Regions from separate parts of the Mus musculus genome. Here region 2 is linked to region 1. The links are chromatin loops, found by intact Hi-C in ENCODE. Cell type or tissue: left cerebral cortex. All regions are shown on one strand. Links, peaks and the distances in the headings refer to the core of each region. The heading gives the core; the rest is flanking DNA.

Evidence for each region. Hi-C counts contacts between places; a loop is a spot of excess contacts. Peaks named below come from ENCODE experiments on the same cell type or tissue, not always from the same donor. Only the 100,000 strongest peaks of a DNase experiment are listed, where the experiment ranks them.
Region 2: a loop joins it to region 1, with 3.0 times the contacts of the local background. A loop is called at or near these places in 6 of 42 quality-filtered maps.

What each region holds. Positions count from the first base shown.
Region 1 is chr9:15,743,310-15,758,925 of GRCm38, forward strand. No RefSeq gene overlaps it. Among named protein-coding and RNA genes, the nearest start is that of Slc36a4, 41 kb to the left of the region's middle. In left cerebral cortex, for the core only: a CTCF peak has its summit at 7,693; no DNase peak of the experiment used is centred there.
Region 2 is chr9:15,865,001-15,880,616 of GRCm38, forward strand. It overlaps Mtnr1b (melatonin receptor 1B), which reads right to left and starts at 9,556. Exons shown (of 2, transcript NM_145712.2): 1 at 9,238-9,556. The coding sequence starts at 9,460. In left cerebral cortex, for the core only: no CTCF peak of the experiment used is centred there; DNase peaks (open chromatin) are centred at 8,134 and 12,714; H3K4me3 peaks cover 279 bases.

The sequences.
Region 1 (15,616 bases), core at 4,181-12,180:
AGAAGAAGACCCTGTCTTGAAAACCAAACCAATAAACAAAAATCCCTTGTTCATAGAATGTGTGTTTGCCTCATAAGAGAAGAAATAGCAACTCGTCCCTCTCTCTCCACTGTACTATATAGGGGGATCTGTCCATCATGAGAAGCCATATCCAGTTGTCCCGCCATCTATAACTAAACTTAATAAAAGTCTTATCCTGATTTGTGTTACAACACATTGAACCCTATTCCTTTCTCCGTGTGAAGCAGCATCCAGGTCTTTCATCAGTGCCACCACCACACTCACCACTGGAGGAAAAAAAAAATAAGCATGGGCTAGAATAGAGAGATGCTATTTCTACCTTCATGGTAATGCCTGGAACTACTCACAGGTTCAACACCAGTCCAGAGGAAGTAGCATTGAAGACATCTGTTGAGTGTCATTGAGACACTAGTGAGAGTATTATTTTATATTAAGAAAACCTCAATTTTTGCTATTAAGTATGATTTTAAAGTATGAAATTTAAGACTAAAGCACTATACTCCTAAGGAAGTTTGAATTTCAGGAATCCTGTTTCGGGATTTTCTATAGATCCCTGAGGAAACTCATTGGCACTGCTGACCAGGAGCTGTTTTGGCAAATCGTTCTTTGGACTTTTCATCCTCCTCAGCAGAAGTGATGAAGTTAGCAAGAACTGTCTCACTCTGAGCTGTCCATATGGGTTCATCTTCATCTCGGTCATGAGCATGGAGAGCCAGAGCACATACAGGGCCACACTTAGAGCATCCCTGCCCACACATCATCCTCCCATGTTGTGGAGATAGGAGACTTCCCCAAAGCTGTGCAATGCTGATTGCCTTAGCAGCTGAGCACTGACATGGGACTCTGAAGAGGCAATGGTGGAAACTTTCTCTTGCAATAAGGTGGAAAGGAAGCTGGATTACCCAGTGTTTAAAACAGTTAAATTTCTACTAGTTTTCTTTTCTGTTGTTGTGATAAAACACCCTGATCAAAAACAACTTGGAGGAGAAAGGTTTTATTTGGCTTGTATTCAAGGCACAATCTACCATAGAAGGAAGTCAGGGCAAGAACTCCATCAGGAGCAGAAGCAGAAACCATGGAGGAAGGCTGTTATTTTAATTACTTTGCTTTTGCTGTGAAGAGACATCACAGCCAAGGCAACTTTTGAAAAGGAAACATTTAATTGGGGGCTTGCTTATGGTTTCAGAGAGTTGGTCATTACCATCATGGTGGGGAGCATGGAGTAGGTAGGCAGACATGATGCTGGATCAGCAGCTGAGAGCTTGCTTCTAACCCACAAGTCAGAGGCAGGGGTGGGGAGGGGAGAGAAAGAAGAAGGGAGAGGTGGGGGAGGAGAAAGGGGGAAGTAAGACAGGAGAGGTAAGAGAAGAGAGCTAAGGAATGGTGTGAGCTTTTTAGATCTCAAAGCTCATTCCCCAGTGACACACCTATTCCGTAAATGTCACGTCTCTTAATTCTTCCAAATCCTTTCCATTAACTAGGGACCTAGCATTCAAAAAAAGCCTGTAGAGGACATATTCACTAAGATCATAACAGCTGCTTACTGGATTGCTCTGAGCCACCTCCTGTTAGTTTATACCAGCCCATTCCCATCTACCATGGATTATTTCTGCCACCCATGCCCCGCCAGTCTAGTGTCCATGGTGGGCTGGTCCCTTCCACATCACTCAAGACAACTCCTTTTAGACATGGCCAATAGCCAGTCTGATCAAGGCAATTCTTCATTTGACGTTCCCCCCTCCCAGGTGACTCAAGGTTGGGTCAGATTAACAATACAAACTGATTAGTGCAAGTTGTCATACAAAGCAATAGGCTCCATGGTGGTACTTTCCTATACATCCTTGGCATCATACTGTGTTCGTTTAGGTCCTTTGTCCACTGCCCCCTTTCATAGCCCCATGCCTTTCCCTCTCCTCACATTGCCTCCTTTCTTCTATTCAGGTTTTAGAATTCAACAAGCAATAAAGAAACCTTGACTTCAGGGAACACAGGGTAATATTCCACTGTGTTTCGGCTCTGAGATTTGCATCTACTTTTTCCATTTCAACCCCCAAATCTCAGAGTTATGCAAGCACCATTCAAGGAGTGTAGATGCTGAGATGCATGCAAATTTCTCTTCTAGGCATCAGACGCTGTCAATAAACATTTGATGAATTGAGGAACAGATGCAGAGCCTAAACACTGCAGGACCCAAGGCTCTACCATTATTCATTTAAAAGATAAAATCAGTAATTAAACCTGATGTTTTGAGTCTTCACTTTATTTCCAGAGTCTTAGTAGCATGCTTGATCATGGCATGGATGGAAGTGGTTACCTGCTGCAAGCTTTGTATTCTAAGTAAAAAGTCTTGTTTAATACAATATTGAAGTGAACCCTTTTGGAGGATATAGGTAATTCAGAAGCTGTTGGGTCTGGTTTGAGTATGATTTAAATATGTTCTTCCTAACATGTGTTTCCATGAGGTTGTCTGGGGCTCTCACCAGATTTTCATCATGAACTATGAACCTCTCTATCTTGATAAATAGTTTATCTCTGGAATTTTGCCTTGCCAGAGTAACAGATAATATACAACCGGACCTCCTTCATAACAAAAGTGGGACCCCATCCAAGTCAGATTAAGACATGTTCTTTTGCACTTAGTTTTCACCAGCAACTACTACTTCGGCTAAACTATCTGCTCATGGCTTACATAATGGCCAATAGGCCATTGTGTGGTTGGTATAGTTTGCATTGATTATGCTGCCTTGTTTCTGGAGAGTTCCAGGTTCTGTGTGTAGAGTGTGTGCTGAGCATGGCAGAGTAACACACTCTCTGTGTGAGCATGGGGCAGTGCAAAAAGTAAGGAGGCTGAGGTCCTCAAGTGCACCCCAGTGTCCCCTCACATGCAGTCTCTCACTACCCCAAGAATAACACTGTCTAATCTCTGGGTTTTGTAGCTTGTGTGTAATTTATCCTGCCACCTCTTCTTTCTAAGAGTCAATTAATAGTGGTCTGATGGCTTGAATGAAACAGCCTACAAAATTAGCCCCTTTAGTCCTGACAAACACTTGGTCACAGTAGCTGAGTCACCACAGGGGTTCCATTGTTGCCTGGTCAGCTAGCTTTGAGGACACTGCTGTGAAAGAGAGAAAAAACAAAACAAAACAAAACAAAGAATAATGGGCGGGGAGGATCTGGGAGGAGCTGGGGGGAATGAAACCAGGATCAGAATATACTGTGTGAAAAATATTTATTTTCAATTAAAAACATAATTAAAGTTTGTGAAAGCATTAAAAAATTGCCCGTCCTTTTATATGCTTAGAAAAATATTTAAGCAAATAAATAAAACCCCCACGCTTCTTTTCAACTTTGACCATGTGGGGAGATGAGATTAGATTGTCTTTACAAGCAGTCTAGGGTACACGATGCTCTGACAGACCAGGCCAAGCGAAGGAAATTCTCCATGTCAGTGCAGCGCTCTTTCTAGCCACTGTCACACCTGTTAAACCTTACAGCCACACAAAGGAGGCACTATTAGTGTAACTGTTTTCGAGAAAGGGAAATGAGAGTTAATAAGGTTCACAGAATGCCCAAGGGGTTAGGAAAGACCCCTTGACCTGGCCCACACTAAACCTCATGCCTTTAGCCAATATATTACTTAATATATCCATTGCCTCTCTGTGCAGGGGGATGACACCGAACAGTTAAAGATCGAATTAATTACCATTCTATGGCATTATTCAACTTTAACGATAATAGCCCTTGGCATTTTTCAAAAGTCACACAACGTGGTAAGGACTTCTTGGAGGTGATTACGTGATGCTTCCAGTATGTTCTAGTCTCCTTTAAAATGTCAGGAGATAAAAGAGGGAGACAAGTTCAAACTGGAGCAGGCCAGATGTAAGACGAATTTCCTATGAGTGTAATAACTATGGAAATTTATGACTAAGAAATGGAATGTGTTAAACATCTTCAAAAGGTTTAAAGGATTTGGCCCAGTGCAAGAGAAACTGGTTACCTTAATTTTGAAAATTATCAGTTATTTTCACTAGTAAGGAAATCCCAAACTCAAATTCAACTCCTTGATAACATTTACCTAATATCTTGATTATTTTAATTAGGAAGTATCAAACAATACCATTCTCTCTGGATGTAGGAATTATTTAGAAAACTTAGGTTTTGATAATATTTTACTGCTATTTAAGAATTTAAAGGAAATTAAGTGAGACATATAATGTGATATTTCAATGTTAATTTTATATGGCTAAAATTGCAGATATGTATATATGTATATGTATGCACCATAGATATGTGTATCATATACATACACATACTCATACACTCGTGTGTGTGTGTGTGTGTGTGTGTGTTGGTTTCTCTTTTTGACATGTTGACATAGACTGGAGTCATCTGGGAAGAGGAAACCTCATCTGAAGAATTACCTCCATCAGGCCTGTAGGCCTGTCTTGGAGGTGTTTTCTAGACTGATGATTGATATAAAATGGCCCAGCTCACGGTAAGTGGTGCCATCTATAGAAAAGCACACTGAGCAAGCTAGGAGGAGTAACCCAGTAGGCAGCACTCCTCCGTGATCTCTCGCTGGAACTGGAAGTTGCATTTTTGTTTCTTGGCTTCCCTCAGTGTCGTGCTGTGATTGGAACCTGTAAGCCAAATAAATTCCTTCTTTCCCAAGTTGCTTTTGGTCATAATTTTAATCACAGCAATAGAAACCAAACTAGAACAACAGTCACAACAACAGACAACACACATATACCCTCACATATAGATTACATTCCTCTACAGTATGTATATATGCTTAGAATGAAAATAAAAAATAACTGATTCATTGATTTTTGTGTTGCATGTTTGGAGCTCTAAAGCAAATCAAGTGATATTCTCATTCTGTAAACATGGAGATCTCCTTAAGGTTACGTGCAAGGCAGCACAGTCTAGTTTCCAAGGTACTGATATATTTGAGTTAATTCAGTTCTGCTTCACACACACACACACACACACACACACACACCCCAAGGTCAAGTCTGCCAGGGATTAGTCAAGGATAACAAATTGGCTTCCATTTCTTGATGGCAAGGCCCACATTTAACTATTTTCTTGTGAGACCCCTTTGACAGCACAATAGAGATACCAAAGGAAATGAATGCATTAAAGCAGGAAGACTTTCAGGAGAGCTATCAACCAACAAAGGACTCCTGAAATATGATGTAATTGAAAGTGTGCAAATACAGGAAACATAGCAGCAGTGAAGCTCAGTGCAGACAATGATCGTAACACTGCTGTGGGAGCAGACAGATCTCAGAGGAACCTGGGAAGCACAAAGCTCCCTGCCTCCGGCTACGGAAGTTAGGAGTGAGCAGGGAAATTAATCGCAAACCTATCTTCAGAAGATCAGTGCGTGCCAGTTCACCTCAACCTCCAATTCTGAAAACTGACCTACTTTTAAAAAGCTGAAGCTAACTCTTTCCAAAGTCTTCCAAAACTTAGAACCTAATTCATGCAGTGTTGCCAGACACTAAATTCCTGATCCAGAAACCTGATAAAGATACCACAAAGAAGTTTGGGAATCAATATTCCCTTTTAGTAGAGAGGCAAAGATACCTGAAAGAAGAGCCCCAGAACACATCGAAAGAATATTCAAAATAACTGTCTTACTTAATTTCTGTTGTTGTGAAGAAACACCAGGATCACCGCAGCTCTTATAAAGGATAGCATTGAATTAGGACTTGCTTACAGTTTTAGAGGTTTAGTCCATTATCAGCAGAGCAGGAAGGATGCCAGCATCCAGGAGACATAGTGCTGGAGAAGGAGCTGGGAATTCTATATGCAGATCTGCAGGCAGCAGGGAGAGCCCCTGGGCCTGGCTTAGGCTTTTGAAACCTCAAAGTCCACTGCCAGTGACACACTTTCTCCAAAAAGGCTGTACCTCCTTTCAAATAGTGCCATTCCATAAGTGTCTGAATACATGAATTTATGGGGCCATTCTTATTCAAACCACCATAATACCTAAGGGGGATTTGTCCCAGAATTCCAAGATCCTTTAAGCCTCCATATGCCAATGTAATGCACCTTATCAATAGAAGGAAGCCCCAAACCACAATTAGCTCAATAGAGAAAAAGCAGTTGTTGGAATTAAACACATTAACTTAGATCAGCCTGGGTTATGTAGCAAGCCTTGTCATAAACAACAGAAAGCAAACTCTCTCATCAGAGGACTCAGTAATCACTCAGAGGAATGAATACAACGGACGAAGACAGCACAAGAGACCTGACTGAATTTAAGTCTTGGAAAGTCCTCTGGGATCTATGGGGATTTGTGTCAATAGAATTAATATTTGAATTATGACAAGATGATCAGAAGCAGAATAGGGCACTTTGAGAAAAATAGTTCAGACTTTTGAGCAAGATTCCCTTTTTTAAAACATAAAAAAAAAATACATTTCTTCACCAGAGATACCATATTTTAAATTTTGTTTTCATAGTAAAAAATATAAGTTGTTTAAAAAAAAAAGCCACAGTTAATTTTACTGTTTCTTGGCTTGCACAATTTCCTTAGAACTTGTCAGTAGACATCTGCAACAGTCCTCAGGCTTCCAAACAGCTCTGTCGTTCTACAGTTGCTAGCTCCTGGGACTTGCTGCCTGAGGTCTGAGGATGGCCATTGGCTTATGCATTTGCCCATTTATTCAACAATACCACTGCTTGTTTCCACTGAGCCACAGATAGGCAAGTGGTGTTTGACAGATTGCTGCAGAGAATGCTGCTGTTGGCTGTAATCCTTTACTGTAAAATCATGAAGTAGTTCATAACTAAGTTTATTTGTGATACTTTAAGAAGTACTTGTCATTCCAAGTTTATTTTTGCATATCTTTTCTTCCTTCTTTTTTTCTTTCTTCTTCTCCCTTCTTCCTCCCCTTTCTTTCTTCTTTTCATTTTATAGCCTGAAAGAAGTTCCCCTCCCTCCTCTCCTCCTAGTCCCATCCTCAAATATTCCTCTCCCCAAACCCCTCCCATTCTCCTCAGAGAAGATGAGGCCCCCCAATGAGTACCAATCATCCTGGTGCATCAAGTCCCAGCAGGACTAAAGGCATCCTCTCCCACTGAGACCAGACAAGGCGGCCCTATTAGGGGAAGGTGATCCAAAGTCAGGCAACAGAGTCAGAGACAGTCCTTGCTTCAGCTGTTATGGAACCTTATGAAGACCAAGCTGCATCTGCTGCATATGTATAGGGGGCCTAGGTCCAGCCCATGCATGCTCTTTGGTTGGCGGTTTAGTCTCTATGAGCTCCTATGGGCATAGGTTAGTCATCTTGTGGTGTCCTTGATCCTTCTAGCTCTCTCAATCATTTCCCCCTACTCTTCCACAAGTCTTCCAGAGCTCTGACTAATGTTTGGCTGTGGGTCTTTGCATCTGTTTCCATAATCTGCTAGATGAAGGATCTCAGAAGACAGGCTCCTGTCTGCAAGCATAGCAGAGTATCATTAATATATTCAGAGGTTGGCTCTGTACCATAGGCTGGGTCTCAAGATGGGCCAGTCATTGTTTGGCTGTTCCCTCAATCTCTGCTCCATCTTTATCCCTGAATATCCTATAGGAAGGACAAATTTTGAGTAGAAGGTTTTATGGATGGGTTGATGTCCATCTTCCTCCACTAGATGTCTCACCTGGCTATAGCAGGTGGCTACTTCAGTTTCCATATCCACCACTGGTAGGAATCTCAGCTCAGGTCACCCACATAGGCTCTTGGGAGCCTCTCCAGTTCCAGGTCTCAAGCTCATCCCAGAGATGCCCCCATTTCCACTCTCTCTTCTAACATCCCCAAACATAGCTAATTTTCCACCCCTCTTCCATGTAGTTCACTCTCCCATCCACTTCTGATGTCTATTTCCCCTTCTGAGTGAGATTCGAGCCCTCCCTGTTATCTAGCTTCTTTGGGTCTGTTGATTGTAGCATGGTTTTACTCTATTTTGTGGTTAATATCCACTTATAAGTAAGTATATCCATGAGAGCCTTTCTGGGTCTGAGTTACCTCACTCAGGATGATATTTTCTAGTTCTATCCATTGTGGAGAGCTCTTGGTGCTGCTTCAAGGATATTGGCAAGAATATTTACATTGGACTAGGACAAGGCTCAAGATAAATATAGCTGAGTAATGTGTTCTTTGTGCCTTGATCATCTTGTTTAGTCCCTGAATACAGTAATCACGAGACCTTTGGTTATGCTTTGTTTGTTCCTTAACTACTTTGTTTATCCTTGTTTCTTCCTTGACTACTTTGTCTTTGACCTAGAACTGACCCTATTCTTTGCATGTACCTAGAATGGTATAAAAACAGACTGGAAAAAATAAACACTTCTCAGCAATTGCTGGGGTCATGTTATAATATTATCTAATTGTCTCTTTTTTCCTTTAATCCTCACTCCCTCCCTCAAGATCCTGTTGACTGATTGAGCTTGCTTGGTCAATCTGTCTTCCCTGCAAATTTCATGATGTCTTTGTTTTTAATAGCTGAGTAATATTCCATTGTGTAAATGTATCACAGTTTCATTGTCCATTTTTTGATTGAGAGACATCTAGGTTATTTCCAATTTCTGGCTACTACAAATAAAGCTGCTATGAACATAGTTGAGCAAGTGTTCCTGCTCATGGATTGGTAGATTACCATGGTAAAAATGACCATCTTCCAGAAGAAATATACAGATTCAACATAATTCCCATCAAAAGTCCAACTCATTTCCTCAATTCCTTGAAAGAAGAATTCTTAACTTCATATGGAAAAACAAACAAGCAAACAAACAAACAAAAGACCCCAGGATACCTAAAACAATCTTGTACAATAAAAGAATTTCTGGATCCATCACTATCCCTTATTTGAAGCTGCATTGCACAGCAATAATAGAAAAAACATATGGTATTGGTAGAAAAGCAGACAGGTTGGTCAATGGAATAGAATCAAAGACCCTGAAATAAACCCACACACCTATGGACATTTGATTTTTGACAAAGAAGCCAAAACTGTACAATGGAAATAAAAAGCATCTTCAACAAATGGTGTTGGTCTAACTGGATGTCTGCAAGTAGAAGAATGCAAATAGATTCATATCTATCACCCTGCACAAAACTCAAGTACAAGTGGATCAGACCTTAACATGAAACCAGATTCCCTAAATCTAACAGAAGAAAAAGGGAACTGCCTTGTACATTGGTACAAGAGACAACTTCCTCAACAGAATACTAGTAGCTCAGGCACTAAGATCAACAGTTGATAAATGGGACCTCATGAAACTGAAAAGCTTCTGTAATTCAACGGATACCATTAATAGGACAAAACGGCAGCCTACAAACTGACAAAAGATCTTCACCAACCCTACATCTGATAGAGGGCTAATATCCAAAATATATAAAGACCTCAAGAAACTAGACACCAACAAATCAAATAACCCAATTAAAGATGTACAGCACTAAACAGAAAATTCTCAACAGAGGGATCTCTAATAGCTGAGAAGAAACACTTACAGAAATGTTCAATGTCCTTAGTCATCAGGGAAATGTAAATCATAGTGACTCTGAGATTCCATCTTATATCAATCAGAATGGCTAAGATAAAAAACTCAGGTGACACCTCATGCTGGTGAAGTTATGGAGCAGGGAGAACACTTCTCCATTGCTGGTGGGAGTGCAAACTTGTACAACCATTTTGGAAATCAATTTGACAATTTATCAGAAAATTTGGAATAGTTCTACCTCAAAACCAACCAATACCACTCCTGGACATATACCCAAAAGATGTTCCACCATAGCCCAGGTACATTTTAAACAATAAAACCCTTCTATTACTCTATGTGGACATCTCTATCACTGTTATAACACTAGCAATAGATGTGCACAGCAAATGTGTGAGTCCCTGTCAAGTTTGTGTAAATGGCACTGGGCCAGGGCTGGATTTCAGGAAAACTTTTTGTTGCTAAGACCTATGTATTTTGTGTCCATTTTATTGTGCTGACCAAAAGAGCAGGAGGCCACTTCTATATTCTACATCTGATAATACTTATAACTGAAATTTGTGACCATAGAGGCTAATTTTCAAAAATCGATAGAATTTATGACTTCCAGATACAAATCAACACATGCTAAAGGTTTTATTGAATAAGTTCATGAATCATAATACAGTAAGAAAATGTTGAAATGAATCTAGAATATATTTTACCTATAAGGTAATAGTTACTTTTTCTCACTACTGGTCCCCTCTAATTTAAATGTCCATAGAGAGCCATTTTTTACACTATTAGTTTATTGGAGGATAACTCATACTTGATGGAAGTGTAAAATTGTATAAGAAAGTTCACCGCTGTGTGGAACTGAATAATTCCTGAAGTCTTTTGTCTTTTGTGCAAAGGTTACCCATTGCTCTTTTACTGCCCATTCCAAAGTCATCCTTTCTATAGTGATAGAAGCTATATAAAACTTTCCTTAGGACAGTTAGAGAAGGTAGAACAAGAGGCATACTCATTAAAATTATCAGAAATAAATCACATTTCTTTGATTACTTTAAAAAAACCACATAAGCAGATGAGGAAGACATACATTTTCACCATCAGAATAAGAATACTATAAATAAGACTGTGTTATGGCTATCTGAGCAGAAATATAATTATTAATTACTAGTAACCAAAAATCATAAAATAAACAGGTCTTCTTATGTGTAGTGATTGCTCATTGTTAGTTCAGAAGAAAAAGCATACATACATACATTACTCCAATAAATTATTTTTCACCTTACTAACAACATTCTCATTTGTATTAGAGATTAATGGCATGGAAATCTAGGGAGACAGGAAATTCTAGCTTAATGTAAATGGCCTAACTGTGGCACTTGGAGGTATCTGAGAAGTGATTGGGTGCTGAGATGGGTTTCCTCTGGAATTCAGGTACCCATTGCCTAAGTTGCAGTGACAATGCATTTTAAGTTGTAAACAATGCATTGCTCACCAAGTACTTCTGCTGTTTGACACCCTGGAGCCTTGCTGTTGTTACCTGCTCTCAATTACTTCAATGCTGTTATCACACCTCATTGAAATCAAGGCCTTCCTCACTCCAGTGTGGACCAACAGCAGAAGCTAAGACCAAAGGATGGACTGGTAGTTCAGCTCTAAGGAAGTGGGTGAGGTGGGGCTGGCAAGTACTTCAGGGCATCAGAACACAGCCAGCTGAGCATCTCTTGCCCTGCTCCCTTATTCACAAGATCGTTCATGGCATTCTTTATGGAGTTCAAACAGATAGAGTTTTGACTTTTCTGTAATTTTACCAAAGCAGTATCTTAAATTGTGAGCCAAATGAATCCTCTGCCCAAATCTCTGTGACTACCTCCCTTTAAACCCCTTCTACCATTTGAATTTGTTTGGAGGGTAAGAGTCTATATGCCTGGCTCCAGTACATGGAACACTAGACTATCATAGGCATTTCAAATGTTTGTTGACTGAACAGTTAAAGAATAAATAATACATTAAAACAAGATTAGAGCATTTTCCAAGTTATCAAATATCAAATTTGACAGAAAGAATGAGGCCCAGCCAGGAGGAAGCCTAACGGATTCTTTCCTAATGCTTGGGTGAGAGCAGCAGGGAGTGTGGGATTGTGGCAAAGGTCTGGGGACAGGGTAGAGGTATCAATTCCAAGCTTGGGCCAGGAGCAAAAAGGAGGCTAAGAAGTACTGGATCTGAGGACCAGTATTCCTCCATAGCTTTGCCTCTTTTCTACTTGACAGTGGCTGACAAGAACATCCCACCTTTTGGAAACCTAGGTAGGCACAAGGGTAATGAGGAAACTCTCTGTCATCCATCATGTACCTGTATCCACTCTTGGATGCCTAGAGCAAGGATCAGCACTCTTGAAGCACAACTCACGTGAGGGACAATGGAGCCTGGATTAAAAGGCAGCCACTGTCTTAATGAAGGGTCTATCTGCTGGGAAAGGGATCCTTCATTCTGAGTGGAACTTGGGTCTCAGAAGTGGCTTTGCTTCTGGTATCATTGATATGAGACATGACATAAAGACTACCTCAGTTTCCCCTTCCTTCTCTTTCCTTCTTCATCTTCCTGGCTTCCCTATTTCCTTCTTTGCGTACCTCACAATAGAACTTACCTCTGTTTCTTTCCCCCATATGTGGGGAGGTACAGTTATAGAGATGAACAGTCTCAAATCAACATGTATCACATTGGAGGATGGATACATTGCTGTAGGTGAAGGGATATTGTTAAGTACAAAAGGATTGAGCAACTTTAGGAAGTTAGAAAGATAGGAACAAGATAACAAGACAGGAAGCAACATTAGCGTATCTTACAGAGTAAGCTACGTTGAAAGGGTAGACCCTCGGTGAGTCCAGCCATGACCTTTCTGGAAATAATGAAGCTATGGGAATAGAAAAATCCCAGTAATTCCCAGGGAATGAGATGGGAAGTGGAGGCTAGGCATGCCATGGAGGACTTGTACAACAATAATGATAGATATAGGCCATTGCAGGTCTGTTGAAACCTATTGAAGGTATGACATCCAGAGGGAATCCTAATGCCACAGCTGTGGGGTGATTGTGATGAGCCAACACAGGCTCATCAGTTACAACACATGTATCATCATTCTGGTGGGTGCCTCTGCTACTAGGGGAGGTTGTGAGTGTGTTGGGTGAAGGCAGGAGGTGTGTGTAAAATCCCTACACTCTCCACTTGACTTTTCTGTGAACTTGTACTTCATGAAGTAAAATCTACTTTAACATACTTCAAGTCACCACCCAAATAATCTGTTAGTAAAATAAAGGTCAGTCTAGGTTTTGGCTTCATACAGGATATCTCTTGTCTTGGTGAAGTTGGGATGATATAACAAATACTATGGATTAGGGGGTTTCAGTGATAGGGATGGGCTTTGGTAACTCTAGAGACTGGGGAGGGGAAGAGCAAGGAGCTGATGATTGAGCCACTGGTGAGGACTCTCCTCTGTACAACAGAAGAAGAAACACCTCCCTCCCCCCACCTTGTCTAACCAAACTTTCTCACAAAGGACTCTGCTCTCATGACCCAGCCACCTTCCAGAGTTCCCATCTGCATAGCTCATTAGCTTGATGCACAGATCTCAGCATATGAATTTCCTGAGGATACCAGCCTTCTGTTCAAAGCAACACTCTACTGTCAGAGCAGGAAGGACAAGAAAAGAGTATTTGTGATGTGGTAGAGTCTGGTATGAAACAGGGTTTTTGTTATAGAGAGCTTATTTATGTTTAGTAAATCCATAACATATTTAAAAACAAAGACAAGGGCAATGGTTCCAAGGATGTGTTGGACAGATGTTGGAAGCTGTGTGTTTAAAAAGATTCAGACTCGCTTAGTAGTTTAAGGTTCATGTAAAATAAGTTTCTGGATATTTTTAAAAGAAATGATCGAATTATTTACAACTTTATCCTCTGGGGCATAGCAACAGAGAATTATGAAGTCAAGCTGATAAAGGCAGCACATGAAGTCATGTTAGTACAGGCAGTGAACCCTGTGGGCACAGATATACTCTATTGTTAAAAATTAATGCTAACAATTCTCCCTTGCCTAGTGTCTCTGGTTCTGGGACAAGGCTTGTGAATTAGAGTCACCTGGCAAGAAAGAGCTTCAACTGAGGAACTGTCCCTATCAGATTAGCCTACGGGCATGTCTATAGGTGTTTTCTGTTTGTTTGGTTTGTATAATCACTAAATATTAACCTACCCATTTGAGCATATCTCTGCAGAACAACAAAGATGTACTGTCTTGTAGTGATGCTATATAGACAAATAGATGACTTCTTGATTCTTAATGATGGTCCTATAAGAATTTCTAAAATTATATTAGTAAGTATTAAGCTTTTTTTTATAGTGGGACTGCTATAAGGTTCTCTCTAATAATCAAAACTACAATGAGAACTCTTCCAGTCTTCAAGTGGAATGAGTTGATTGCTTCTGAGATAGCAAGCAGGCATCTACAACTTAGAGCACATACCAGGAGGTTGTAAAGCCCTTAACCAAAAGTCATTAAAAAGGTCATGATGATTTACTATAGGTGCAAGGGCAGAAGATAAACATTGACTGGGCTTATCTATACCAAATTTTATTAGTGCTTACTCACAAAAAGTTATGGTTTTTAACTCTCTATGAACCTGTAAATCTGGTGACAGATGATGAATGTTTAGCCAGATTATTATTCCTAATGGATATGTATGAAAACATTTTCTGTTGTAAACTTAATACTTGATTTATTATTTGAGTTTATGCATAAACTTATGGTGTACTTTTTGCCATGTGATCATGTATTCTGAAAGATGTGTAAGTACTGAGGACAAAGAGGAAAAATAATAGACAGGACTGGACAGGGCTCAAGAGAGAACTTTTTAGGCAGAACTCAAGAAGAACTTACAAGTAAAGGGATAGCATTGGGAGTAATGGCATGAGAATAAGGACATTATTGTGACATCAGAGCAGGAGGAAGGAGCAAGATTAGAAAAAGAGACTAGCAATAACTTTTTAGAGAGAACTTCTGGGAGGAGAACTTTTATAGAAATTTTTGGGAGAATTGAAGAACTTAGAAATACAGGCTAACATCACTTTTCAAGTGTCCCTTTTTCTTCCTATGACTTTAACTAGCATGCTGGAGTTAGATTCTTGCAATTCCTACAGAGATAAAACAAAGGCTACTTTACTTAATCCCCTACTGTTTCATGAGGAGGTACTAAACAGTTTCTCACCTCAGGGGAACTCAGAAGGCAGGTCAGCTACAGAAGCATAGTAACACAGACTTAAGATAGGTAAATGTTTTATTATTATAGAGCAACCCTAAATAGCTCATAGGACCAAATTTCCCCTCTGCTGCCTCAAGAAGAACCAAGAACAGAAAAGAAGAACCACAGAGGCTGGCCCTTGACATATCCAGAGCTCACCAGTTCAGTAAGACTGAGTGTCTAGTGAGCCTTACTCATGGTTTCTCACTGTACTTCTGCCCCATCTCCTGCCTGCAAGCAGATTTCTTTAACTGTCCCAGAAACCCAAAGTGTATGAGCTTGGTAAGACATTATAATTTTAATTTTCAAGACCCTCACAACATGATGCCTGTCTGTGTCTTCAGCAGGAGAGGAGAGGAGGGGAGGGGCACTGAGTAAAAAGTGGCTACTTAGTTCATCCATTCAACATAGGAGTTGGAGGTCATGTAGCAAAGTATCATGTAATAGTTAAGTCACTCTTTTTTCTTTTCTCTCTCTGTCTCTGTCTCTATCTCTGTCTCTGTCTCTGTCTCTGTCTCTGTCTCTGTCTCTGTCTCTGTATCTGTATCTCTCTCTTTTTATTTTTTCCAGACAGGGTTTCTCTGTGTAGCCCTAGCTGTCCTGGAACTCACTCTGTAGACTAGGCTGGCCTTGAACCCAAAGATTTGCCTGCCTCTGCCTCCCAAGTGCTGCAATTAAAGGCATTGCACCACTACCATCCTGAAATTTGAGGACAACTCTTAACTCTAAAGCTAATTTCGTGTGTATGTGTGTGTGTGTGTGTGTGTGTGTGTGTGTGTGTGTGCGCGCGCGCGTATATGTGCATTGTACATATA
Region 2 (15,616 bases), core at 4,946-12,945, 120 kb after region 1:
GGCAGGGGGTTATGATCAGGATGTAAAGCGAATAAAAATGTAATTTTAAAAGTAAGTAAACAAACAAAAAGAAAAATCAATCAAAGAAACAAGCAAGCAAGCAAACAAAGAAAGAAAGCAGCTGAGCCCTGGGGAGCAAGCCAGACAGTTAGCAGCATTCCTCCATGGCTTCTGCTGTAGTTCCTGCATCCCGGTTCCTACCTTCAGTTTCTGGTTTAATGTCCCTTCATAAAGAACTGTAAACAGAGCGTCGGATACAAAATAAACCCGCTTCTCCTCATGTTGCTTTTGGTTATAGTGTTTTATCACAGCAAAAGAAACCCTAACTAAGACACACAGAGACCCAACTGTTCTCCTCTTGTCTCAAAGCACTGGAGGAGCGGGGTGGTGGCAATTCCTCCTTTGCCTGCACCTTCCCTGGCTTTCTGAGATTTCTCCTCTGAATGGAGCCCCTCCTCAGTGTCATCAACCCAATCAGCCAGAGCCCCAGGAAGCCACAGTCATCCAGGAACACAGCTCGAAGGTCAGCCTCTGTTCCCCCAGCTTTGCTGTCTGAGAGCATCAGGGACTGAAAGCATAGCACCAGCAACCTGAAGTCTCAACATGAAGCTGAGTACATGCACCTCCCAAACACTACCCCCACCCCCGCCTCCCACCGAGCCCTGTTTCCTGAGCACTTGCTGTATGCTCACAATTTTGGCCATGTGACAAAATGCATCCTGTTGTAGGACAGATGAATGCAGTGTGCTTGGATCTTAGACTGAATAGGAGAGAGGCAGCATCCTCTACTCTCTGCCTCCTGGCTGTGACTGCAGTGCAATTGTCTGTCATGGCCTTGCCACTATGCCTTCTCCACCATGATGAGCTGCCCCTTTAAACAGTGAGCCAAACCTTTTCTTCCCCAGGTTGCCAGTGTCTGGTGTTTTGTCCTAGCATCTAGAAAAGCTGTTGATGGATCGGCTCAAACTGCACTGAGTCCCAGGAAGCAGGGACCAGGTCCTGTTGCACATTTCTGGGCTTCAGCTTAGGATCACAACCAAGTTCAGTTCTGAGATTTTAAGACTCCTTTAGAAGTTTGGAAGAGGTGCTGGAGGTTGGAGCAGCCTAAGATGTACTTAGTTCTGCTCATTTCTGGTCATAGGCATTTGGACTATTGTTGAACTTTCTCTGTGACCTCTTTATTAATACCTGCCTCTTCTACTGGAGACCACCCCTACACTCGTTAGTATTGTTTGTTGTAAAGAACATTTCTCTCACTAACGTAGGAAAGTTGGTTGCTACAGGTCCTGACAGTTTCAGGATGGATGGCAAACAGGCTCTTGGCATGTACAAACGTGAGCAGAAAAAGTCAAAATTGGTTGGAAGCTGGTGCCAGCTCTACCAGCTGTTTCCTTGGGAAAGCTAAGGCAAGCACTGCTGTGTTAATGTGGCTTGTCCCCTAATAATGCCCCAGAGGCTGCAAACAGCTTGTAAATAGCGAGCAGAACGCATTAGCTCCACGTGGAAAGTGATTCAATTACTCTCCCCTATTAAGCCTGCTGTTCCTAAAAGGCTGAAATCCACCAGTCCCTGCTGGAGAGTCATCCGCCCAGTGGTCCTACTGTCTTCTAGCTTTCTTGGCATGAATCCCAATGAGATGACTTTGGATCTTATGGTGTCACCCATCTGTGAGATGCTGAGGTTCTGGTGTCGCTCAGGATGAGATTCAGAGGAGGGCCCTGCTACATCAAGTTCTTCCCCACCCAGGTGAGAAATCAATCAGCCGGCATGCAGATCCGCTCCTCAGGTGTGCAATGGCTTGTAAATGAACACCCATACACAAATCTTGGAGTGACTCATCCTGCCTGCCTCTGTCAGACAAGGTAGGCTAGCGGGAAGGAGCTGCCACAGCATGGCTGCATTCTTTGAAGTAGAACCCCTTCACTACTCACAGATAAAGCACCCCTCCCTTCAGTCTCTTCTTATCCTGTCTTCCTTCCAGGAATTTTGTATCTGAGGAGGAGGTTAGTGCTACTTTGTCTAGTCTTCATCAGACAGAACTCTGAAAGGCAAAGCGACCTCCATCCCTAGCCTTTTTGCTTACCTCCTGAAATCCGAAGAGTTTACTTGTGTTTAAAATAACCTTTGGCACTGAGCTTCAAGTTAGTCATTTATTTGGCAGGTACCCACGAGAATCTCCTCATAGCAGTTCTGACTGTCCTAGGGGCTTAGTGACGGGTGGTGAGCAACCCAAGGGCATCATCCCTTCACAGAGAAGACAGCCAACGAATGAAAGCACAGGACAGTGAGAGGAGTCCTCTGATCGCTAGTTACCTTCACATCAGTCTTCCTTCATCATTTATCTAAATAGACCGTATATTATGCTCTCTCTCATATACAGGAAGGTCATGACATGCTCAGAGAAAGACCTACCAGGATGTACCAACACAGAGGAACATTGACCAACGTAGTCCATGCCAGAGCAAGGAGGTTGTAAGAGTAGAAGTTCCTAAATCAGACAATAAAAAGGGATGGTGCTGGTCAGGCAGAACAATTCCCCAAAACACGCCAACAAGATTGCTTCCATCCAAGAACAGCAGGGCACCTCAAACAGGATCTTACCATGATTGGTTATTAGCCTAAGTGATGTCAACATGAACCACGTGAAGCATTCTAATAACATTTTAGGTATAAGCAGTTTTGAAAAGATTGAACAAATACTTCGTTAGTAATTTGGTTTCTTTACAAGTACCGAAGCAATGAATGAATGTAAGGTAATCTCCCAATTAGATTCTCAAATTCCTGAAGGGCAGAAATTGTTTTCTTTCCAAGTCCTATTATTTATGAAAAACCCTCAGGGTGTCAGAATGACTCCTAGGAAGGCTGAGATAAAACTGTTTTTCCTTGGTTAAATAAAATTAATAGTGTACTGGAAAATACCAAAGATGATATTTTGAAACCTTAAAGAAAGAAGACATATTTAAGAGTGTTTGAAGCATCTGTTTGAAAGAACTGCTGGTAGGGTGTCAGCGAACATTATCCCATAATGATGGGAAGAGGTTGTCTGTGAACCAGGATAAGTGTTGTCTTATTACTTTAACAAATGCAACAGTAAGAGCAGGACAATAACGAATGTGCTGCCAGACTCCGTGGTGTGCACTCAGTGCTTCTTGTAAGAATCCTCTAAGTTTAACCAGATAATTTTCTATTTTTTTTTTTACCATTTTTATAAGGTATTTTCTTCATTTACATTTCAAATGCTATCCCAAAAGTCCCCCATACCCTCCCCCACTCCCCTACCCACCCACTCCCACTTCTTGGCTCTGGTGTTCCCCTGTACTGAGGCATATATAGTTTGCAAGTCCAAGGGGCCTCTCTTCCCAATGATGGCCGACTAGGCCATCTTCTACTATATATGCAGCTAGAGACACAAGCTCTGGAGGTACTGGTTAGTTCATAATGTTGTTCCACCTATAGGGCTGCAGACCCCTTTAGCTCCTTGGGTACTTTCTCTAGCTCCTCCATTGGGGGCCCTGTGATCCATCCAATAGCTGACTGTGAGCATCCACTTCTGTGTTTGCCAGGCACCGGCATAGCCTCACAAGAGACAACTATATCAAGGTCCTTTCAGCAAAATCTTGCTGGCATATGCAATGGTGTTTAACCAGATAATTTTCTATCTCCTAGATAATGGAACAGGTACCAGGTTATATGAGTCCACAACAGAAGGCTGGAGAAAGAACCGGAAGACAAGAAAGCTAGGGGAGAAATGGAAGTTGACAAGGGTGTAGAGTATCAATGTTCATCATAAGTGAAGGGCAAAAATAGGACCCAGCAGAACTTGGCAGTGAGGAGTTCAGCCAAGATATCAGCAAGGTAAATTATGCTCTTTGCAGGAGAATAAAATGGTGGTCTGTTACCTGTTCTTTCAATCAGCTTTGACTTCAAGGAATGAGAGATGGAGTAATATTTGCACAGGGATACCCATTGGATGAGGGATTTTAGAATTTTACAGTTATATTAGCTATTTTCTCTCTTCCTGTTTTTATTAGTGTATATTTTTGTATCTACATAGTGGCTTCCTATGTAGATCTTCATTGAAGTGCATCATGTACATTGGACCCTCTCCTTTCTCCCCTCCCCCTAAGCATTCACCCTCTCCCTTTTCTTTCTCAAATGACCATTTCTGTCTGACACAGGAGAAATACTTAGTCGTGGCCTTAGTTGCCTTTCTGTTTCTGTGATAAAAATAGATAGAGGTCTATGAAAGCTTACTCTCCCGAAGTATAGTCCACTATGGTAGGGAAGATTTGGTAGAAGGGGCTTGAAGCAGCGGACCACATTCCATTCTCAGTCGGGAGGCTAAAGGAGTTGAATGGTGGGTTCAGATCACTCTCTTCTTATGTACAGCCCATGAATTGGAGCCACCCACAGATGCATCTTCCAACCTCAATTAACTTAATCAAGAAACTCCCTCACAGGTCTGCCCAGAGGTTTGTCTCCTTGATTCTGCCTAGTTGACAATTTAATGATCACAATCATGCCAGCTATTATTTATGAGTGTTGTTCTTCTCTTATTATCAGTTGTACTGAAAGAACTGAGCATTTGGCTCATGAGTCAAAATAGGATTTCCCCATGAGGTAAGACATGAGGTAAGAGCCATGTGCCAAGTCCTGATGGGGGTGTGTTCTAACACGTGCGAATTAGGCGATTTAATCCTCCTGGGAACTTTACAGGGTGCCCTTACATAAGTAAGACATTGCAGCCTGATCTTGCCTGCAATCGTCCTGATGACTACAGACAATAGAGAAAGTATAAAACTCCCCTAGTGTTTGTTCCCTAACTCTTACCTGCTTTGCTATACACATTTTACACTGTGAGTTGCAGATACCACAGTCATGGCAGACCACGTCCTGCACGACATCTTGTCTAAGTATGGAAGTCAATGCTTTGGAAAGGAAGGCAGTTAGACTGAAGAGTCTCTATGTCCCCAGGAAGCTGAGAACTCTGCAGAGAGAACAAGCAAGGACTAAGAGTTCTCCCCCTTACACAGCTAAAGACACAATTATAGACTTTTAAAAAAGCATTGATTTTTGCGCAATGAAAAGATAATAAGGCCTTCACCTCTGAACTGTGGCGACTGAGATCTCACATACACGAGGGAGAGAGGCCAGGGCAGTCAGACTTGTTCTTCAGCTGACGTTAAACACTTAACACCCTGTCTGCTAGCTTAGCAACAGGCACAGCTGACATCAAGTGGCATCTTGGTGAGTGACTGGTGGCAGGTTAAGTCCTGATTGGAGTGGGTTTCCTCTTTCTCTCTCCTCCTGGGGGAAAGGGGCCACAAGCTTACTAATCATTTCCTTCCATGCCTTTAAAGTGCCTTTGTACAGGGCCACCCACCTTATTCTGGCATCATGTGCTATGTATGCTTCCTTATAAGGAAGGGGCATGTCATGACAACCTTCTTTGCACAGTACCATACAGTGGGGAAGGGTAGCCACCTGCACCTCCTAGGAAGGCCCTGGATCTGGATAAGGGACAGAGAGAGCCTTGAGTACCACAGGGCCCTGAGAGAAGCTGTGGGGTGGAAGGACAGACATTGAATGTGAACCTAGGAAATTATCAGCCCCTGAGGCCCTTCTGCTTTACAAACGACAAAACACTTCAGACATGGCAGTGTCCACTCACTAGCAACACCTTCTAAATCACCTGTTCACCACAGCCTAGCACGACTACCCATGGTCAGATCATGGCTCCTGACTGGTAACCAGAAACTCAGGGTGCATAGCTGACAAAGCAAGGGGTAAGAAACAGGAGATAATGGTGGGATGCACAGAGGGCAGTGCCATTCCCTAGGCTTTTGTGTTGGGGACTATATGGTGGTGGTGGTAGCAAGGACCCCATGTTTATAGACTGTGTGTGTGTGTGTGTGTGTGTGTGTGTGTGTGTGTAGAGCAAAGCTTGACATTAGTGTCTTTGATTGCCTTCCACTTTCCATATTGAGTGAGGTAAGGCAACTTGCTGAACTTGGAGTTCATTGATTCAGCTGGTTTGGTTAACCAGCTTGCTTCAAGGATCCTGTCTCTGCTCCCAGAGTGCTGGTACTACAGGTAGGCCACCATGCCCACCCAACACTTATGTGGATGCTAACAATCTGAACTGTGTTCCTCTCACGTCTGCATATCAAGTACCTTACTCAGAGAGCCGTCTACCCCAGCCTTTGAGACAGTTTATGGTGGTTCAAGACAGAGTGTCAAGGAGGCACTGAACAAGTTTTAGAGCTGTGGTGCAGCTGAGGCTGCTGAGGGATTCCAGCCATCTAGGATCTAGAGCCCGCAGGCCTTTGTGATGAATCCAGATGTAGGCTTTTATTGCCCTCAGGAAGTATAATGTGAGGTGACAAGGCACTGTGAGCAAGGCTCTGGTATAGAAAGGATGACACATACCTGACTGTTCTCTCAGTGATCAGTTCCCGGAATCTACCCCCTTGTCCCCAAGTCCCCTGCTCCACTCCAACAACTCCCACAATGGAGCTGGTCTTGTGATAGTCAGTAAGGAGTCCTCATGTCTCTTGCGAAGCATGCTGGAACCTCAGGTGGGCTACGCGTCTTGGCTGCTGGAAATAAATGTTCTTTATATGCGTAGTCAGAATTTTATGATGGTTAATGTTGACTGTCAACCTGACAAGATCTAGAATGACCCAGGAGACAAACCTCTGGGCATGTCTGTGGGACATAGAGGTTTTAGATTGAGTTAACTGATGTGGGAAGACACACTTTAAATGTGGGCAGCAACAATCTATGGAGTGATTCCCAGACCAAATACAAAAAGGCATCTGAGCTGAGAACCAGTGTTCACCTCTCCCTGGTTCCTGACTGTGGAGACAGTGTGGCCACCTGGCTCAGGCTCCTGCTGCCCTGCCCCCCCCCCCCCAAGAACGAAGGACTGCACCTTCAAATCCTGAGACAAAGCAAACCGTTCCTTCCTTATGCTGCTTTTTTTTCCATGAATTTTTTCACAGCAGTGGAAGCATAACTAATACAGTATTGACAGACCGGGAGCAGAGGAGAACAAAAAGTCTGAGGGACGTTGTTCTTGAGGAAAAGGTAACATCTTCAGGTTAAAAATGACTAACAAAGAGTGAATAGGTGCTGACGTGTCAAGTGGATGCAGGTTTCCGAAACATTTTGAAATATCACTTTACCATGGTCATTTAGTTTAAGACAACACTACATTTAAAAAAAAATGACTGTCACCAATAAAGCCAACAGTCATAAAAACAAGGGTTGGGCATAAGACACAGGGAATGACATGCCTAGCATGGATGTGATTCTTTGTTCCATTCCTAACACAAAATGAGGAGGAGGAGGAGGACAAGGAGGAGGAGGAGGAGGAGGAGGGGGAGGGGGAGGAGGAGGAGGAGGAAGAGGAGGAGGAGGAGGAGGAAGAGGAGGAGGAGGAGGAGGAAGAGGAGGAAGAGGAGGAAAGAAGCAAGCAAGAAAGCAAGCAAGTGCAAGCACTGATTAAATTGCATGACTGTGCAAGTTGCCTGCAGGGCAGGAAGAAATGCTCCTGGATAGCATGTTAATTCATTTCTCTGGAGCTGAGCACTAGTGCACGGGCAGCAGGGGTAGGAGGGATAGGATCAAGCACCAGCAATTTCCCATTCTCCCCAGGCCTGGATGCACTCTCAGGTCCATAAGGTTTCCTGGCGACGGTGGGGAGCACAGAGTTGGACAGTCTTGTGTGGGATGGAAAAGGGGCAGGATTCTGACCTTCCTCAGGCAAGAAGCAGCAGTGAACACTTCCTCAACCATCGCTCTCATGGCAGACAACCTAAGGGTGGAAGAGGCTTCTCTGGACACCCAGCAAAGTATGAGGACCTGGAGGGCTAGGCACCCTGGTCCACAGGGACAAAGCCTGGGCAGCTGAACACCTGCCTCCCTGTTCAGGAAATGGATGTTTGAGGCTGCAGTGTTAGGGCAGTGTGTGTGTGTGTGTGTGTGTGTGTGTGTATGTTAAGCATAGTTTTCTAACAGAAGCTAACTCTTTGCTACTACAGGTTTATTTTCCAAAACTACAATGATGTCTTGAAAAGGTACTCCAGGAAAGAGTGACTGGTGCCTGTGTGCTCCTTAGTAATGCTAACTTTCCCACAGGATGACTAAAAACTCAAACTTGACTCCTGGATTCTTTTATAGATGAAAATTCTCGGCACCCTCTTTCCTCAAGACATTTATATAATTTAGTAAGAATGGCTTTTGCCAAGAGCCTGGCATCTTAGAAAGGCAGTTTAAAGCTTTCCCGTTGTTAATTTTCACACCATTTCCATTTTAGTTGGTCCTGACATGCAAGGTAAGAATGACAAAATTAATAAGAATTGATAAGAATTAATAAGAATTGATAAGAATCAGTGTGTCACTGAGGGCCCTCTCAGGCTCACCTGGTCACACACTGCAGCACCCCATCAGGAGGTGACCTTATACACCCCTGCCTCTGGCCTTGTTACCCTTCAGGGAAAAATTGAAATGAGAATAGATTGGAAAGAAAAAGCATTTTAAGAATTGACACATAATTTAGCCAAATCATTGCTTAGATTCTCACAGTGCGTCCCACAATTTCCCTGTCTTCATTCAGAAAAGCTGGTGTTGATAGAAGTCGCGCCTGCAATGTCTAAACTACACTCTCACTTGGAATTGGATCTTCTAGTGACTAGATGAATTTTTGACATAAAGCTTAGCAGAATCCTGGCATCCATCCATTGCTCACGTCCATACAGTGTACGGTCGTTCTGCCAGCAAGGGTCTTTAAATTACCTAGTGTATGAAGTCAGCTTGGCAGGTAGAGAGAGGCAGTCTGTAACAGGTCAGGAGCGTCTATGGCCGAAGGCGCTCCGTCTAGCAGAAACAGTTGAAACGCCATAGGTAGCTGCAGTGTGTATCTCTACAGCTCTCGCAGCCTGCCACAAATGAGTGCTCAAGAGAAGCCTGGCTCATTCATATTGGCATTAATGTGTCAAGTGTGTCCTGGGCAGCTTCCAGACTAACTTCGCAGGAGGAAACCAGAACTTCCTCTAACTTCTTCAAAGAACCAAAGTCTGGGATTGGATGAATGAATGTGACACCTGCCACTGAGGACAGAACAGGGACATGTGGGTGACAGGTGTGTGAGGAGGTGTTAAGGATCTAAGGTTCGGAGTTCGAACCAGTGGCAAGGTATGGTGGGATCTCAGTGTCAAGGAAGCTTACACTCACCTGCGTTCCGCAGCTTGCGGTTCCTGAGCACTGAGAGGATGACAAGCAGGTTCCCCACGAAGTCCACGGCTGTGGTGACGACGACTACTGTAGATAGCATGGGAGCCACCCAGGGGGCCCGGGCAGTCACAGGGGGCCTGGCTCCGGCTGACCCAGACCAACTAGGGCGCGCTGCCAGCCCGCTGGCCTCACAGCAGTTAGGGATTGAGCTGTTCTCAGGCATCTCGACGCTGCCTGGGATAGATGCACAAGGTGCGCACTGCTTGGGGCGCTCCCGCTGTCCCCTCCCCGCCCAGTGAGTGTTAAGAAGAGGCTGCGGGGAGGGACCTAGAGGAGACAATTAATTGAACGTGGGCAGAGGGGCGGAGAGAAATAAAAGGTCCAGACAGGGACTGGGACTCAGGTGCTGTAGAGAAGAACGCGTCCCTCAGTGGCACGCTCAAGAACAGCGCTACAGCGTCTCTGCGTCTCTGCGCGATTGCCGGAGATCAGCCAGTGCTGGCCCATCTTAGAATGCCTACCAGTGTCTGACCCACTTTAGGTGGCCTAGTTGATAAGGTCTGTGCCCCTAAAAACCAGGGATAGGTAGATCTTTTACTACGTGGAGAAGCTGTGTTCATTTGGGAGCACCCTTCTTTGCGGACTGGAGCAGGTACTGGTTAGAGTTGTCTGATCATCAGAAGGATGGGGTTTGAGACCCCCCCACCCCTGCTAGGCGCTGCTGCTCTAAAGAGCAGGTGACTCCTGAGGAGTGAGGATCAACCCCAAATCTATGAAGCCAACAGTGCTGAACTCTGGTAGGTGACAGGGAAGGTATCCAGCAGCTACATGTTGTGTATTGTGAATGACCGTGAGGTTAGTGCTGGAAAACAAACACTTTTAAAAAATACATGTGTGGATATTGGTTTAAGAATGGTGCTTATATGGGTTCATGGTCCATGGTGGAGGTTATCATAATGTGGGCTTGGGGAAGGGGCAAGAAGATCAGAGAAGCATGAGCACAGGATAGAAAGAAATTTGACCACTGGGTACATATAATGTTCCCTGATCTCGCTTGTGCTGCTTATGTTGGCCCCACTAGAACCACTAACACCAGCTGACCAGGAAACCTGAGTTTATCAAGAGACTGAAAAGGGGATCTCATATTGCCCCAAGGCAAATGGAGTGGGGTTTTAAGATAGGTGCCTGTGCCTGCCTTATATAGTTAATCCTATGTTCACCATCAAAGGACACACAGTTGAGATTAAGCAGAAATTCATAATGAAACTGCATCAACATGAAAATCAAAGGCTATCCTTTCCACACCATTTATCCCACATTTGCCACAGCAGTTTTGTGTGTATCACCCCAAGCCCAAAACACTCCACTAACAGAAGGGTGGGTAAGTCAGCTTCACACACTGGGATAAAAACTGCATGTAAACACAACTGCATGGATTAATGTCAAAGTATCACACAATGCCAGGGGTGGAACCCATATGTACCTAACACACACACATGCACGTTCACACACACACACACACACACACACACACACACACACACACACACACACACACACCTTCATGTGCATATGTGTATTAAGTGAAATAAAAGAAGGCAGTATAATCCAAATACTATGCATACAAAAAGTATTTAGTAATTTGCTCACTCCATGAGATCTAACATTAATCTGCGATAGATCTTCGTTATCTGATAGAACTCAGAACTAGCGTTATGATAGAGATTTAGTTAAGTAATTAATCTGGCAGTTCTGAGGCTCTGAATATTGTATGATAGATGAGCATTCCACTGCCAAGCTACAGCCTGGGCTCTGCAATGTTATTTTTGAGCATTTGACTTTATATAAGTCTTGTTCTTCCTAGAAATCAACAGAAGAAAGGCAGTAGGAGGAGGGGCTATGAGGACAGGGACAAAGGAACACTGCACACCTGGTGAGGTGAGCACATCTCCATCCTGGGAGGGATGACGTTGTGGAGAGAAGTGTTGTTTCCCCTGAGCACAGAGAATGCTGAAGGCAGGTGCAAATTCAAAAGGGTTTCTCAATTGGAGGGAAAGTTTGGGCTCCTCTCAGATTCTGTATTTTGGGGGAGTTTAAGGCTACCCCATATACCAGGCTTGGGGATGGGGTGAGGGTTCAAATACAGGAAAGGATACAAAATGACATTTCAGAGAGTGAAAACTCTCTCCTTAAGAGGCACAGCAGGCATGTTAGGAACATGAGTGTGCCTGTGTATGACTTTAAACTAAACTAACCACTTGATGGGTGTCAATCAACAAACCAGAGCTGCTCAGGACAGAGGGAGAATTGGCAAGAACCATTCTAGCTGGAGAAGGAAGTAAAATCATGGGAGTTGTTTTATTTTTAAAAGCCAGTGCTTTGAGATGAGAAGTCCCCTCATTTTCTGTCTCAGAGTATTGGGTTTTAAACTCAGAGCCTTGTGCTTGTAAACATGGCTACTTCACCGAGCTATGCCCCAGGCTGAAAGGCTCAGCTCTGAGCTCTCCTGGAATATAATTTTTGACCTTGCCTGCATGCAACGTAGTATCTCCAGACCTTTGGAATTAGGGTACTTGAAGTCAGTGCAGCATCCACACAGCTGGTTTTCTTGGGTCTTGAAGGCAACGTAAGGTAACTGTAAAGTCAATTTAAATGTCAAAGCTAAATACATTTGTGTGCTTCAATAGTTTTTTTTTCATACCATTTTACAAAGCTTTGCTCACTGCTTTTATGTAGTTGTGTGTGAAACTGAGTGGGTTTATAAGTACCACATATTTGCAGAAAGTTTGAGGATATCTTGGGCTACAGGGTAAGGGTTTGTCTTGAAGATAAAAACAAACCACCACAATTTCCTATGCCTTCACATAGATGGTGTCTCAAGTTACTATTCTATTGCTGTGATGAAGCATTATGACTGTTTTAGTTAGGGTTACTACTGCTGTGATGAAACATCATTACAAAAGCAAGTTGGATAGGAAAGGGTTTATTTCGCTTTGACATTGTAGTTCATCACTGAAGGAAGTCTGGGCAGGAACTCAAACAGGGCAGGAACCTGAAGACAAGAGCTGATACAGAGGCTGTGGAGGAGTATTTCTTACTGGCTTGCTCAACCTACTTTCTATAGAAGCCAAGACCACCAGTCCAGGTCTGGCACCACCCACAATGGGCTGGGTCCTCCTCCAGTAATTACTAATTAAGAAAAGCTAGATCTTTTGGAGGCATTTTCTTGACTGAGGATTCCTCCCTTCAGATGATCCTTGCCTATTTCAAGTCAGCATAAAACTAGCAAGCCTTACAGTTGCCTTATAGAAGGAAACATTTAATTGGGGACTTGCTTACAGTTTCGGAATCATCATGGCGGGGAGCACAAGCACAGGAAGGCATGATACTGGAGTAGCTGAGAGCTCATATGGGGCAGAGAAGACTGAGCCTGGCATGGGGGCCCAATCCACAGCGACATATCTCATCCAAAGCAACACCTCCTAAATATTCCAAAACTGTGAACCAAAATTCACAATTACCAGGAACTAGGGGAGGGCTGAGTCTCTTCTACATGATCATGAAAGGTTTGATAGTAATCTGCTTCTATTCCATGACCGTGGACTCTGTTAAAACCCATAGTGCATGTATCAAAGGCAAAGGCTAATGGAAACTGTGCAGTCTGCATGACAAGAATGGGCCAATATGGTGACAGGAAAGTTATGTGTGTATGGGAACAGGGGCTCTGTGGAAACTATTCATGTTCTGGTTTAATTTTACTGTGACTCTAAGATAAAGCTCTTTCTAAAAAAAAAAAAAGGGATTTTGTATCTATTCACCCTCAACCCAATAGAACTTATCCAAACATCAAAGAGACTAACTAAAGGAGATCCAGAGAAGCAGTCCTGATGGGAGGTTGGAGTGCTGGCATTCAAGCAATGGAGGTGGTGTTCAGACAAAGAGAGTGGGTTTCATGTTCAAGGAAGACATTCTATAAGAAGTGATCTCAGACCATGGGCTAGAGAAGTGGACAGAGAATTGAACCAGGTAGTCCTTCAGAGCGAGGCTAAGAGCTTTAGAGTCATCCCTAGCACAGGGAATCTGCTGAGAGAGTCACTAGATATCTGCAGCCTGTTCTAAGGTCAAGATTCTTGTCAACTTCTTCTCTGAGGTGTTTGCTGTTAGAAGCTCTGCTTCTAGAAGCTCGGTTCCTAGAGCAGAGATGGTCATAGGTGGCGAACTCCAAAGAGGTGATGGCTAGAAGGGACAAAGGTTGGTCTCATGAGACTAAAGTCCTAGTTTTGATGTGATCTACCTCTTTTATGTATGTGCTTTCCACTGTAATTCCATGCACTAGAGCTAAACTGATGATGAAACCATGCTTTTGAACATCTAGAAATGTGATCCAAAGAAACTAGAGGGACAGACTGTGTTCCAATGGTCAGATGCAACTCTCTCACTAACTGATAGGAGGCACTGTTCTTGTTATGTTGGGTTAGTGTTTACTGTAAGTAATGTTCCTCTAGCAAACGCTAAACTACTTTTAATTTTAATAAGTCAAAGATCAGGCAATTTAATATGTATATAGAATTTGTAAATTAATTGTATAAAATAATTTACATATACATTTTATAACATTATAGCACATACATTTATATAAATAATATAGGGTAAGCATTTAAGCTTATTTGTTGAGGTATCCAAGCCTCAACAAAGTGTGGGGTAAGAAACACCAATAGAGATGGCTCAGCACTTTGTCCTGTGCCTCTCTCTGTGGCTCACTCTTGTCTCCTGTCACACACTCTCTTCCTGAAGATGGCAGCCCAAGTTCACAGGGCGCATGGAGCCCTGTGCTTGCTATAGAGCCAAGAATGACCATGAAGTCCTGACCCTCCTGCCTTCAACTTCCAGGATTATAGGTACACACCACAACGTCTGGCTTCTGAAGTTCTGGAAATCAAATCCAGGGCTCTGTGCATGCTAGGCAAGCACTCTGGCAAATAAGCTTTGTCTCTCTCTGAAGAGAGACTCTCTTTTTTCTTTCAGTACATTTGTAATTGAAAATAGACACCACTCTCCTAACTTCCTTCTTCCAACCCCTTCTATGCAACCCCATTCTCCAGCCAGTTGGTAGCCTCTTTTCATTACTATTATTTTCTATCTATCTATCTATCTATCTATCTATCTATCTATCTATCTATCTAATCTACATATCATCTATCTATTATCTATCTAATATATCTATCTATTTAATCTATAATCTATCATCTATCATTCTAATTATCATCTAGCTATCTAATCTATCTATCATTTATCTTTGTTTCTATCTATCATTTATCTTTGTTTCTATCTGTCTATCAATCATTTATCTATGTATGTATGTATCTATCCATCCATCTATCTAATCTATTATCTATCTATCTATCTATCTATCTATCTATCTATCTATCTATCTATCTATCTATCTATCTACCTACCTATCTATCTATCTATCTATCTATCTATCTATCTATCTATCTAATCTATTATCTATGTATCTTCATGTATACAAAGATATATAAATACAGTGTGATGAGTGAGCTCATTTTCTTGTTTGTATGTATATCCTTTCAGGGATGACCACTTTGCAGTGGACAATGATAAGGTAGCTTATCTTTGAGAGGTCAACTCTACTCCCAGCAGTCATTTGTTGTCTACAGTTCTTTGACTAGGGGCAGGGCTGTCCAAAATTTGAATGGTAGATGATATTTACATAGATGTGGTAACTTCATCCAATTGTATACAAATGTTGTATTCTGATTAAATGGAAGAATTATCAAATAGATGAAAACCCCCATCTTTTAAATAAAGTCCTTCCATCCAATGAAGTAAATCATGAAGCAATAAATGTAGAAACATGAGATAAATCTAAAAAATATATGGCTTCAACCTGAGCCCAGTGCATCTTGACCCAGCCTGCCCACTGGCATCCCCTAGGGAGGTCATGTGACCTACACATGCTGTGCTAATCTCACATCTGCTGTAACAGTAAAACCTCTCTCCACCCTTCAATCCGCCTCCTCTGTGATTCCCATATTCTCCTGTCCACACTGTTCCACCCTTCTGCTGCACCACCCAATGGCCCAAAGGCCTTATTTAATTCAGCTAAGCATTTCCCATTTTTCAAGAACGAGCTTGCTTTAAAAAAAAAAAAAAGACTTGCACATTACTGTGGGCACCTGTGCCCCCTAGTGGTAGCAATGAAAAAATACAACTGAACTTGGAAATTCAGGTGTGTGTGTGTGTGTGTGTGTGTGTGTGTGTGATAAATGAGGGAATAGGGACTCGGTAGTCTAAGGCAACAGTTTTCTTCCCTTTCAACCATGCCCTTTGTCTGATCCAGCACTGTGTTTTAAAAATA